2 separate regions of the Homo sapiens genome follow, and region 2 is linked to region 1. Evidence: read pairs that join two places in POLR2A ChIA-PET (ENCODE). Cell type or tissue: B cell. All regions are shown on one strand. Links, peaks and the distances in the headings refer to the core of each region. The heading gives the core; the rest is flanking DNA.

Region 1 (5,365 bases), core at 251-5,250:
TATTCTCATCAATATGGTTCTGAATGGACTTGGAAGACCCAAGTGAAAGCAGTGCCAGCTTCTATGGGGCACCTACAACTGCCCTGTGTCACCCTGTTTTACAGATGAGGACACTGAGGCCCGGGAAGGGTCACACAGCTAGACAGGGCACAGCCAGGACCTGAGTCCAGGTCTGTGACCACAGTGCCTGTGTCCTCTCCTGCACCATGCTGCTGCAGGCCCTCTCTGTCTCTCTGTCTCTCTCTGTCTCTCTTTCTGCCTCCCTGACGTTCTCCCCACCCAGGGGTAGCTCTCCAGAGGCTGTCGCAGGTAGTGGATGAAACATGGACCTTTTTTTTTTTTTCCTTAAGACAGAGTGCCGTGGTGTGATCTCGCCTCACTGCAACCTTTGCCTCCCAGGTTCAAGCAATTCTCCTGCCTCAGTCTCCCGAGTAGCTGGGATTACAGGGGCCCGCCACCACGCCGGCTAATTTTTGTATTTTTATAAAGACGGGGTTTCACCATGTTTGCCAGGCTGGTCTCGAACTCCTGACCTCATGATTCGCCCGCCTCAGCCTCCCAAAGTGCTGGGATTCCAGAAATGAGCCACTGCGCCCAGTCGGACATTGATTTTTAACAAACGTGGGTTCAAATCCTGGTCTGCCATTCACCAGCTATGTGACCGTGTTGGGCCTGTGGCATCCGCTCCCTGAGCCTCAGTTTCTCCACCGTCTCCTGAGGACTTGAGGACACTGTCTAAAGGCAGGTTTGCCATAGCACTGTGAAAGCATCGGCTTTGGGGCTCCTCACTTGCACAGGCCCTTTTGGAATACAAATTCACTTTCATAGGTAAGTTTGAATTTGATTCTTTTGTCTTCAGGCTCCCCACTCCAGTCTACCCCAAGACTCTCTCTCAGATCCTTCTAGCTGGGATGAAAGACCAGGGGCAGGGTGGCAGAGCACCCATGTTTACCCCACTCCCATACTCTGCCCAGAGGTCGGGGCCTGTCCACCGTTGGGCCTCATGTCACAGATGGGGACATGGCCTGGCAGGGCGAAGGGACTTCAGGAGATCATACAGTAAGTTAGTGTCACAGCCGGACTTGGAGCCACATCTCCCAGCTTCAAGGCTCCCTGTTGTGCTGTGGGGAAGGGGTGCACAGGGCTGGCCCGGGGACAGGGCCTGTTCCTCACTTATGAGTGCCGTGGGCTGGGGCTCAGAGGGTGACTTGGTGCCTTGTAAGGGGGCCAGGGGCAGCTGTGGGTGGGGGTGTCCGGGGATTACTGCTAAAATAAGTAGCAGCTTCCTCTGAAACGCCTCTGTGGTCTGTGGAGGGGAAGGAAGTGGAGGACCGGAAACAGGGGAGGCAGAGAGGTGAGAGGCTGAAACTTCTGCCAGCATAGCAGAGACCAAGCTGGGCACCCCCCACCCACCCAGACACAACAGTTGGCCTCTGCCAGGCTGCAGCCTTGGGGCTGCAACCAGGAGGGCCTGGGAAGCTCAGGCCCAGCCCTAATATGGCCACCCAGAGGCTAGAGAATCCCTCTAGGTTGCTCCTGGCTGGCTGGGCTTCTTCCCTTCCTCAAGACACCAGTCACTTCATGCACCATTCTCTTTGCCTGGAATGCCCTTCTCTACATTTTCCTTTAGGGCCCAACACCAATGTCACCTCTTCTGGGAAGCCTTCCCTGACCACCCACCACACACACACACACACACACACACACACACACACACACACACAGAGAGAGAGAGAGAGAGAGAGAGAGGCAGGACAAGACAGCCACAGACCTTCATCATGAATAGTGGCATTCACTGTGACAGTGGCGTTCATCCAGTGCTTCATGTTTATGAACTGCTCTGCATGGATGATCTCATTGAATGTTTACAAAAACACAATGTGTGGTTCTATCAATAGCTTCATGTTACAGACGAGTGAACCAAGGCTCAGAGATGAGCAACTTCCCCAAGGTGGCATAGTCAGAAAATGGCTGAGTGGGGAGTGTGACCCAGGTCTGACTCCACAGCTAGGTCATTGAACCATGCACTATCCTCTGAGACTGGGATGGGATCAGTGTTGTGCAACTTGCCTGCTCCAAGGAGGCTGCATTGTGACCCTAGCAAAGCTTCATTTTCAGCCTTGCCCTTCCCAGCACCCCTGGAGTAGCTGGGAGCTATAGAGTACTCTAGGGAGAGAGGGAAACCAGCTTGTAATGAGGAAGCATTTCCATGTAAACATTTCTGGTAAACTGTGTGAAGGGATCTCAGAAGTATCTCCAAGCCCTTGATACTGTCTTGGGTTTTGTTTTCTCCTTCTAAATAAATGCTTTTGAATCTAATTTTGTATTCTGTTTCTACAGATGGGGCTTCCAAAATTGAAAAGCTTCAGACTTCACAAATCCTAGGTCCACCCTGCGGTGCCCTGTGACTTAACCACAACCACTGCACTGCCTGGGCTTCCCCAGCCCTCTCCAAGGCCCGCTTTCACTGTACCGGGGTTTTCTATTTATGGATCCGCCCTGCTACCCGCCACTCCCACAACCCCCACCCATAGATGGGCCATGAGCTCCTCATGGGCAGAGGGCGAGCCCTGGTTTCTTGGTACCCTAGGGACTGCTTGGTATATAGAAGCCCAGGACAGATTTGTTACATGAGGGAATAAAGGAGTAAATGAATGAGTGAATGAATGAATATGGGTCCCTTCAATGCCATCAGGAAGTATGAGAGATACAACTCCAGCTTTAAAACTCCAGGTCAGCTGGGTATGGTGGCTCACCCTTGTAATCCCAATACTTTTGGAGGCTGAGGTGGGCGGATCGCTTGGGCCCAGGAGTTCAAGACCAGCCTGGGCAACATGGTAAAACCCCATCTCTACAAAAATTAACTGGGCGTTGTGGCATGCACCTGTCATCCCAGCTACTCGAGAGGCTGAGGTGGGAGAATTGCTTGAGCCCCGTTAGTGGAGACTGCAGTGAACTGTGATCGCACCACTGCACTGCACTGCAGCCTAGGCGACAGAGTGAGACTCTGTCTCAAAAAAAAACTCAAGGTCCATCTCCCTGTGTGCCAACCCTGCATGGGTGTTGAGGGTGACTGACAATTTGGACAGGGTTCAGCTGAAGCCAGTCTCTAGCAAGGAGGCCCAAAGCCCCTCCGGTCACTCTGCTCCCTACAGAGGCAGCACTCTAGGCCCCAGGCCTGGACCTCAAGGCTGCAGCAGGGCCCCTGGCCGCCCCCTATAGCCTTGGAAGCCCCTGAGAAGAGGCCCTTCAGTGCAGCTGCAGCAGGTCAGACGCCTCCTCTGGAGAAGAAGGAAGTGAAAGTGCTGTGGTGGGTGAGTCATCGGAGTGTCCCTCTGGACGGATTGATGCCATGAGTGGCATAAGAGGGACAGGCTGGGAGGGAAGAGACACCAGGGTTAGGAGCCCTTTTAGTATCCTCCAGGAAGGCCCCACCTCACCTCCCAGCCCCTCCCAGACACAGGGGTCTTCAGCTTGGAGAAGAGAATGCCTTGGAGATGCCATCTTTGTCCTAGTCTCTGAAGTGGGTAGAAATTAGACAAGGTCCACAGCAGAGGGGGAAGATGGAGTCAGATGGGGAGGTCACAGAGGCTAACTGGTTGCCACCAGGGCCAGGCTCTGGTGGGCTGGCTGCTGCCTGGCAGTAGTGATGGCCAACAGCAAGTAGGGTGGTCTCCTGCCATGGGTCAGGATGTGGATTCTGGATTTGAACCTCATGTCCTCAAACCCCAGCTCTGCCCCTCATGAGCTGCAGGATCCCAGGCAAGTGGCTTCCCCTCTCCTTCCTCTGCTGTCGAGTGAGATCATAGCACTTAATGCATAGGATGAGCAGGGCATGATTAGATACATTACTGTATGTAAAGTGCATAGAAGAGTGCCCGTTCCCAGGAAACCCACAATAAACAGTAACTACTGTATCAGGCAGCATCTCATCAGGAAGCCTGAAATGCCCTAGGTTTTGAACAGAAGGGATTTAATACAGGGGCTTGTCTTCCAATGGAAGGACTGAGAAACAAAACAGGGAATGGTGCAGCCGCCCAGGGATAGGACTTTGCAGTCATATTCTACTTCCTACTGATGCTCGTCCTCAACCTAGTTGCTTTATGTCTCAGAGCTTCAGTATTTTCACATGTAAAAATGGGAATAAAAAGGACCTTTTTTAATTTATTTTTTTATTTTTTAGATGGAATCTCCCTCTGTCGCCCAGGCTGGAGTGCAGTGGCGTGATCTCGATTTGCTGCAACCTCCGCCCCCTGGGTTCAAACAATTCTCCTGCCTCAGCCTCCCTAGTAGCTGGGATTACAGGCATGTGCTACCACACCCGGCTAATTTTTGTATTTTTAGTAGAGACGAGGTTTTGCCATGTTGGCCAGGCTGGTCTCCAACTTCTGACCTCAGGTGATCCGCCCACTTTGGCCTCCCAAAGTGCTGAGATTACAGGTGTGAGCCACCGCGCCTGGCCGATATTTTTTTTTGAGACAGAATCTCACTCTGTCTTCCAGGCTGGAGTGCAGTGGCGCGATCTCGGCTCACTGCAAGCTCCGCTTCCCGGGTTCAGGCCATTTTCCTGCCTCAGCCTCCCAAGTAACTGGGACTACAGGCGCCTGCAAGCACGCCCAGCTAATTTTTTGTATTTTTAGTAGAGACGGGGTTTCACTGTGTTAGCCAGGACGGTCTCCATCTCCTGACCTCGTTATCCACCTGCCTCAGCCTCCCAAAGTGCTGGGATTACAGGCGTGAGCCACAGTGCCCGGCCGATATTTTGTTTTTAAGAATGAAATAGGATAATGTAGGTAGAGTGTTTGGTAGAGTACTGGCTCAGCGTAAGGACTCAACAATGATCCTAGCAATCGCTTATGCAACACGCTAGTTCTCATGACAGTTCTATGAAGCAAGTACTGTGATCACTATGACTCCTATTTAACAGAAGAGAAAACTGAGGCATGGAGAGATCAAGTCACGCAACTAGTAAATGGCAGAGCTGATCTGAACCAAACTGTTGGGCTCCTAAGTCCCACCCTTAACCATTACACTATGCCCCCTTCCCATTTCACCATCAACAGCTCTCTCCCCAGTCAGCCTCACTCAAGCTCAACGCCGCTCTCCTTCTCAGAATTTTACCCAGGGCCTCCAACTCAGATCAATAACCAGCATCTGCTCCCAAGGGTAACACCTGACACCTGACTTCTCACCTTTTTCCCAGGCCTGGGGCCCTGGAGTCACCAGGGTTTGAGTCCTGACTTTGCCCATTTTCCAGCCGTGGAGCTTGTAGAAGGCACTTCTCTTCCTAAAGCTTCCGTTTCCTCCACTGCAGCATGGGGAGGGAGGCTTGTCCTAAATTTGTTGGCCTGTGGTGGAGACAATT
Region 2 (5,365 bases), core at 110-5,109, 110 kb after region 1:
AGAGATTGAGTGACTGTTCGAGTCACATGGGCAGGCTCAGCGCCAGGACTGGCTCATGCTCCACGCCCCTACATACATCTTCACCTGCCTCATCCCACCACCCAGGGCACAGGGCGGAGTTCACCATGAGTCTGGTGTCCAGGACCACTGCAGCTTCAGTGAAACAGCAGCACCTCCTGCCAGCCTCCACCCAGCCCAGTACGCTCATGCGTCCCTCACTGAGTCCCCGCCGTCCTCAAATAGCAAAGCTCAGAGAGGTCTAGTCTCCTGCCCAAGGCACCTCAGCCTCTAGGTGGAAGCCCCCAGGCCTGCCTGACCCCCAGGCCCAAACCTTCAGCCCCTACTCCACTGCTCCTTAGTGGAGGTCCTCACGTCCCTACTGGCTTGGACCTCTGTCCCCAGGGCCCTGCTGTGGCCCCATCACCTCTCTACCCTGGATGCAGCCTGCCTGCTCCCAAGTGAGGCTGGGCCCCGCTGGAGCCCCCACCCTGCTCACAGCCGCACTTAGAAACGGGGCCGGATGTGGGTTCTCTGTCTTTCCCATCAGGCACTGGGGATTGAGCAATTGCTCAGTGCTCTTCTGAAATTTGGGTCCTAGGAATACAGGCGTCACTGGGAAGTGGCATTACTTGAGCTGTTATCACCTGCTCTTACATTTCCGTTGACATATTAATGCCTTTGCAGGGATGTTAATCTGCACACAGATCCCTGGTGGGAACAGATGTGCTAGATCATGTCTTAGCTCTTCCTCTCCCCCGCCCCCGCTTTACTTGTTTCTCCTTCACACGGATTCCCTTGCTGAACATACAAGCATCGTGTATCCACTGTGTGCCAGCCCTCATGCCAAGAACTAGGGTTGCCGCCAGCATGGCTCCTGCCCTCAGGGATCCCAGATTCTAACAGGAAAACAGACCCTCGAATGAGTAGTTAGGAGCCAGTGTGAACAAGCCATGTGCAGGGCCTGTGGGAGTCAGAGAAGGCTTCCTGGAGGAGGTGACACTGAGCTGAGCTGTTAGGGGAGGTGGGCTGTCCAGAAGCAGAAACGGTCCCACAGGGATGGGAAAGGGAAGGGAGCTGAGATGGAGACCACCGGATCACGTAGGGCCTGTTGCTCCAGGCTCGGGGTCCAGGACCAGGCCCTAAGGTCAGAGAAGCTTCCTAAGATTCATGGCGGTGAACAAACGTGGTCAGCTCTGTGTTCTAGAAGAAAGACTGGAGGCCGGGTGGAAGGAGAGGTGAGGGCAGGGACGGAGGAGGAGCAGGAGATGAAGGAGAGGCCTCTCCCTGCTGCCACACGGGAACGCAGCCCGTGGAGAGGACGCCTCACCCTCTCAGCCCCAGTGGAGCCCAGACACTGTGGCCTCTCAGTCCACGGAGTGGGGCTGCCGTCAGACAGGCAGATGGGGGGCTGGGGCTGGGCAAATCCCTCTTCCCTGAACCTCAGTTTCCACCCTGTCCCCGGGAACCTCTTGGAGGGAGCATTGCAGGAAACCCAGGCCAGGTGCAGTCTCCCTCAGCTGAGAGAGAAGAGGAGACATGGGGGCATTCTATCCAGCATCCCTTCTCTATGCCAGGCCTGGGATGGGGTGTCTCCTTCCCTGTGCACCCCTTCCTTGGCTTCACCAGAGCCAACACTGGCTCAGGGTTCAAGTCAGTCATGAACCCAGCAGGATTGAGTCTAGGATGGGTGTGGCCTCAGTTTCTGAGCAGCCACCTGGCCCCCCACGCCTCGGGTCCTTCCTCCTCACCTGGCATGGTTCCCCCTCCCACAGTCCCCACCTCTCTCCCCCCACTGTCCCTGCCTGCTCCCGTTCCCTCCAACCCGGCTCAGGGGCCCTCACCTGCAGAGCTGGCTCGGTGCAGCCGCCAGCAGGGGAGGCCTGGCAGTGCAGAGACCCACTCGAGTAAGACACGTCCCCTGGATGGCCTCAGGCGGGTCCCTGTGCCTCAGTTGCCTCATCTGTAACATACCAGCACAATGCCTGGGGTTTGGTGGGAGCTCGGTTCCCCTGGTTCTGCCTGCTCTCAGGCCACCTCTGGGTTTCCAGAGGAACAGGGGATACCCCATGGTCGCCCCACTGGCCTCAGAGGCTGTCAGGCAGCAGGGATTGTGTCCCGAGAGCCTGCAGCCTCAAGGGCTGAGCTGCGCCATCACAGCCATGGTGCCCGAGTTATTTACGAGGAAGAGTGAAGCTAGGAGCTGCCGTAGCCCCAGAACCCACCAGAGACTCTGCGCCTCCCCGCTAAATGTCAGACAGCGCTTATAGGACATGACATTTAGAAAATCACCACTCTCGGCCACGCGCGTCCCTGCTTAAATGCTGTAATGAGGATTCACTCACATCACAGCGTGAATAACATCCCGGCCTGGCCCGCCACAGGCCTGGAGGTGGCCTGGGGGTGGGGTCTGTGCTGAGACCTGGGACGGCTCACCTGAGAGGGCCTCCCAGAATTGTACCTCAGAACAGCCTCGAGGGGATTTACGGCGAGGTCAGGGGCTCCCCACTGCGACTGTCCCACCGTGGGAAGCACCCAGACCTGGGTCCCAGCTGGGTGCTGGGTGACCTTGGGCATGTTCCTGAACCTCTGAGCTCAGTCTCCCATATCAATGGTTACTGGTGTTATTAGAAGTGGGCTAAGGGGGCCAGGCGTGGTGGCTCACGCCTGTAATCCCAGCACTTTGGGAGGCCGAGGCAGGCAGATCACCTGAGGTGAGGAGTTCGAGACCAGCCTGGCTAACGTGGTGAAACCCCATCTCTACTAAAAATACAAAAAATAGCTGGGCGTGGTGGCGCACACCTGTAATCCCAGCTACTCGGGAGACTGAGGCAGGAGAATTGCTTGAACCCAGGAGGTGGAGGTTGCAGTGAGCTGAGATCACGCCACTGCACTCCAGCCTGGGCGACAGAGGGAGACTCCATCTCAAAAAAAAAAAGAAGTGGGCTAAGGACTTGGGCTTTCTAGGTGGGAGGCCTGGGGCTGAGCTGTGTTTCTGCCTCTTTCTACGTGGCCCTCAGTTTCGTTTCCCTGTCTGTAAGATGGGCCTAGCCCTCCCTCTTAGGCCCGGCATGGTGGCCACACCCTGCAGGTGGTCTGAAAGTGCTGGCCCAGCTCCTTTCCTCCACCCATGCCCCTTTCCAGGCCAGTGTGTCCTGGTCAGTTCCCAGCTTCCCAGCACCAGAGCAGCTGCCCTGACCAGCAGGCCCACAGCGCCGCCTCTGCCTGCTTTGGGGAAAGGTGGTTGCTTTGAAGCAAAAAGCCCCTGCACAAAAAGCTGGTATGCAGGTAGCTGGTGAAGAAGTCCTGCCCCACAGGCATGGGCCTGGCACCTGAGAGCCACCCCCGTCTCTAGCTGAGCCGTGGCTGTCACATGCTCTGGGCCTGCCCTCTCCAGGACCTTCTGTTACTTACAGCTCACTCAGTGTGGCCGGGGACCTTTAGTTTTTGTTTTCTTCCTGGAGCACTAAATATGTTTTCCCAGGCAGTGAAGCAGACTGATGCCCGTTGGAACTGGGGTTCCTTTTGAGTGCGTCAAGCCCATTTCCTCAAGGTTCTCGCCGCGTTTGTTAAGAATTCCAGTGCACTGAGATCTGCTGGTTCCGAGGAGATGGGGGCAGCTGTGATTTAACCACCACGTGTGTCCTGGGTGCCACCCTCCTGGGCCAGGCTGGGGCTGGGGACAGGGAGAGTCCACACCCATTTCAGTCTTGCAAGGAGTGCCCTGTGGAGGGGGTGTCCAGGAGGTTCTGGAAAAATGCAGTTGAGGGCCACTTTCAGCATATTTGAGCTGGGTGTCCATGCAGCAAAGCCATCCGGACATGCCAGGCCTGCCTGGCCCTCACGGAGCTTGCTGGGTTGGGACAGGGTGGCTGCAGAGTGCCATTCAGGCAGAAGTAGAGGCGTGGACACAGCACTCTTGGTTCTGGGCTTATTGTTTGCTCAGTGGCTCAATCCCCCCCCCCCGCCCCTGCCAGGCACCAGTTACCCACTGGGGAAAGGACAGAGGCAGTGCCCTGTGGCCACCCACCTCCAAGCCCGCTCACCCGGGCCTATCCCTCTGCTTGTCTCCCCCACTGCAGTACTTTAAGAAGCAGAAGCGGCTCATCCCGGAGAGGACAGTATGGAAGTACTTTGTGCAGCTGTGCAGCGCCGTGGAGCACATGCATTCACGCCGGGTGATGCACCGAGGTACGTGCCACCCGCCAGGAGCCGCCCGGAGCCACCTGGAGCCCAGGAAGACACTTCCTCATGGCTCCTCCAGGGTCCTCAGGGGCAGCCCCTTGAGGAAGTTGGACCGCTCTGTATTCCCCAGGCAAGGGGGCTGCCCAGCAACCGCGCACACACACGCGCCCGGGTCAGGAACCTCCCCGAGGTGGAAAGTGACATGAGCCCCAGGGGGCAGGGGCCCCGCTTGGCACACCACTTCCAGTTCCCCACAGCAGCCTGGGAGGGAGGTCGAGGAAGCCTCGCACAGAGGGGACTTTCATGGGGGCTTTGCCGTCTCAGCGGGCTGGGCTGAGAAGGGGAGGCACCTGAGAGGGGTGTTTCCACAGTTGACATGATTCCGAGTTGTGAGAAAGGAGCCTGCTGGGTGCCCGGCAGGGCACGAGGTCCTTTACGTAGGCTGCTTCATGGACACCTCCGTTCCTTCACTCTACCTGTATCTCTTGGTGTCTGCTGTATTGGAGGCCCCGCCCTCACTGGGGGGTACGGCACTGGGTGCTCCACTGAGCACTCCGTTCATTCATTACGCAGATTTTCCCTGAGGGCCTCCTGTGTGCGAGGCACTGTTCTAGGCATGGAGGATACAGCTCTAGAGCAGGAAACAGGAGCACAGAAACCCCTGCTGTCTTAACCCTCACAGCAGCTCTGTCAAGTTGGTGGAGGGAGACCCATTTTTCATATGAAGAAACTGAGGCTCAGAAATGGTCAATTTCCCGAGGTCCCACAGCCAGAGCCAGGACAGGGCCTTGCCCTGAGGGAGCAGGACCTGGGCTAGGCCTCACCTTCCTCCCCCTTCCTCTCGTCCTGCCCCACCTACCCCAAGCCTCCTACCCCACACCAATCTCCTTCTCCTCGCCCTGCAGACATCAAGCCTGCCAACGTGTTCATCACAGCCACGGGCGTCGTGAAGCTCGGTGACCTTGGTCTGGGCCGCTTCTTCAGCTCTGAGACCACCGCAGCCCACTCCCTAGGTAAGGGGGACCTGTCTGTGCCCCAGCAGCCCCCAGCGGTCCTGGTGACCATGCAGGGAGACGCAAACATTCTCCCCACGTGTGTTTGGTCAGTTAGTGCAGGAAGATGCCTTTTTTAAGCCCCAGGGTTTTCTCATCTGTTCAGAATAGTGACCCAGAAGGGAATCAGC

Evidence for each region. Peaks named below come from ENCODE experiments on the same cell type or tissue, not always from the same donor. Only the 100,000 strongest peaks of a DNase experiment are listed, where the experiment ranks them.
Region 2: POLR2A ChIA-PET joins it to region 1 with 12 read pairs; 3 of 35 experiments call an interaction of 5 or more read pairs at or near these places.

The regions. Positions count from the first base shown.
Region 1 is chr9:124,215,570-124,220,934 of GRCh38, forward strand. No RefSeq gene overlaps it. Among named protein-coding and RNA genes, the nearest start is that of NEK6, 40 kb to the right of the region's middle. RefSeq lists enhancers at 1,462-1,541, 2,451-2,610, 3,181-3,540. In B cell, for the core only: no CTCF peak of the experiment used is centred there; DNase peaks (open chromatin) are centred at 1,432, 1,872, 2,432 and 3,282; H3K4me3 peaks cover 2,576 bases; H3K27ac peaks cover 4,058 bases.
Region 2 is chr9:124,322,251-124,327,615 of GRCh38, forward strand. NEK6 (NIMA related kinase 6) reads left to right here. Exons shown (of 10, transcript NM_014397.6): 6 at 4,080-4,188; 7 at 5,088-5,195. Among named protein-coding and RNA genes, the nearest start is that of NEK6, 67 kb to the left of the region's middle. RefSeq lists enhancers at 2,365-2,444, 2,455-2,504, 2,994-3,043. In B cell, for the core only: a CTCF peak has its summit at 3,277; a DNase peak (open chromatin) is centred at 3,061; H3K27ac peaks cover 1,837 bases.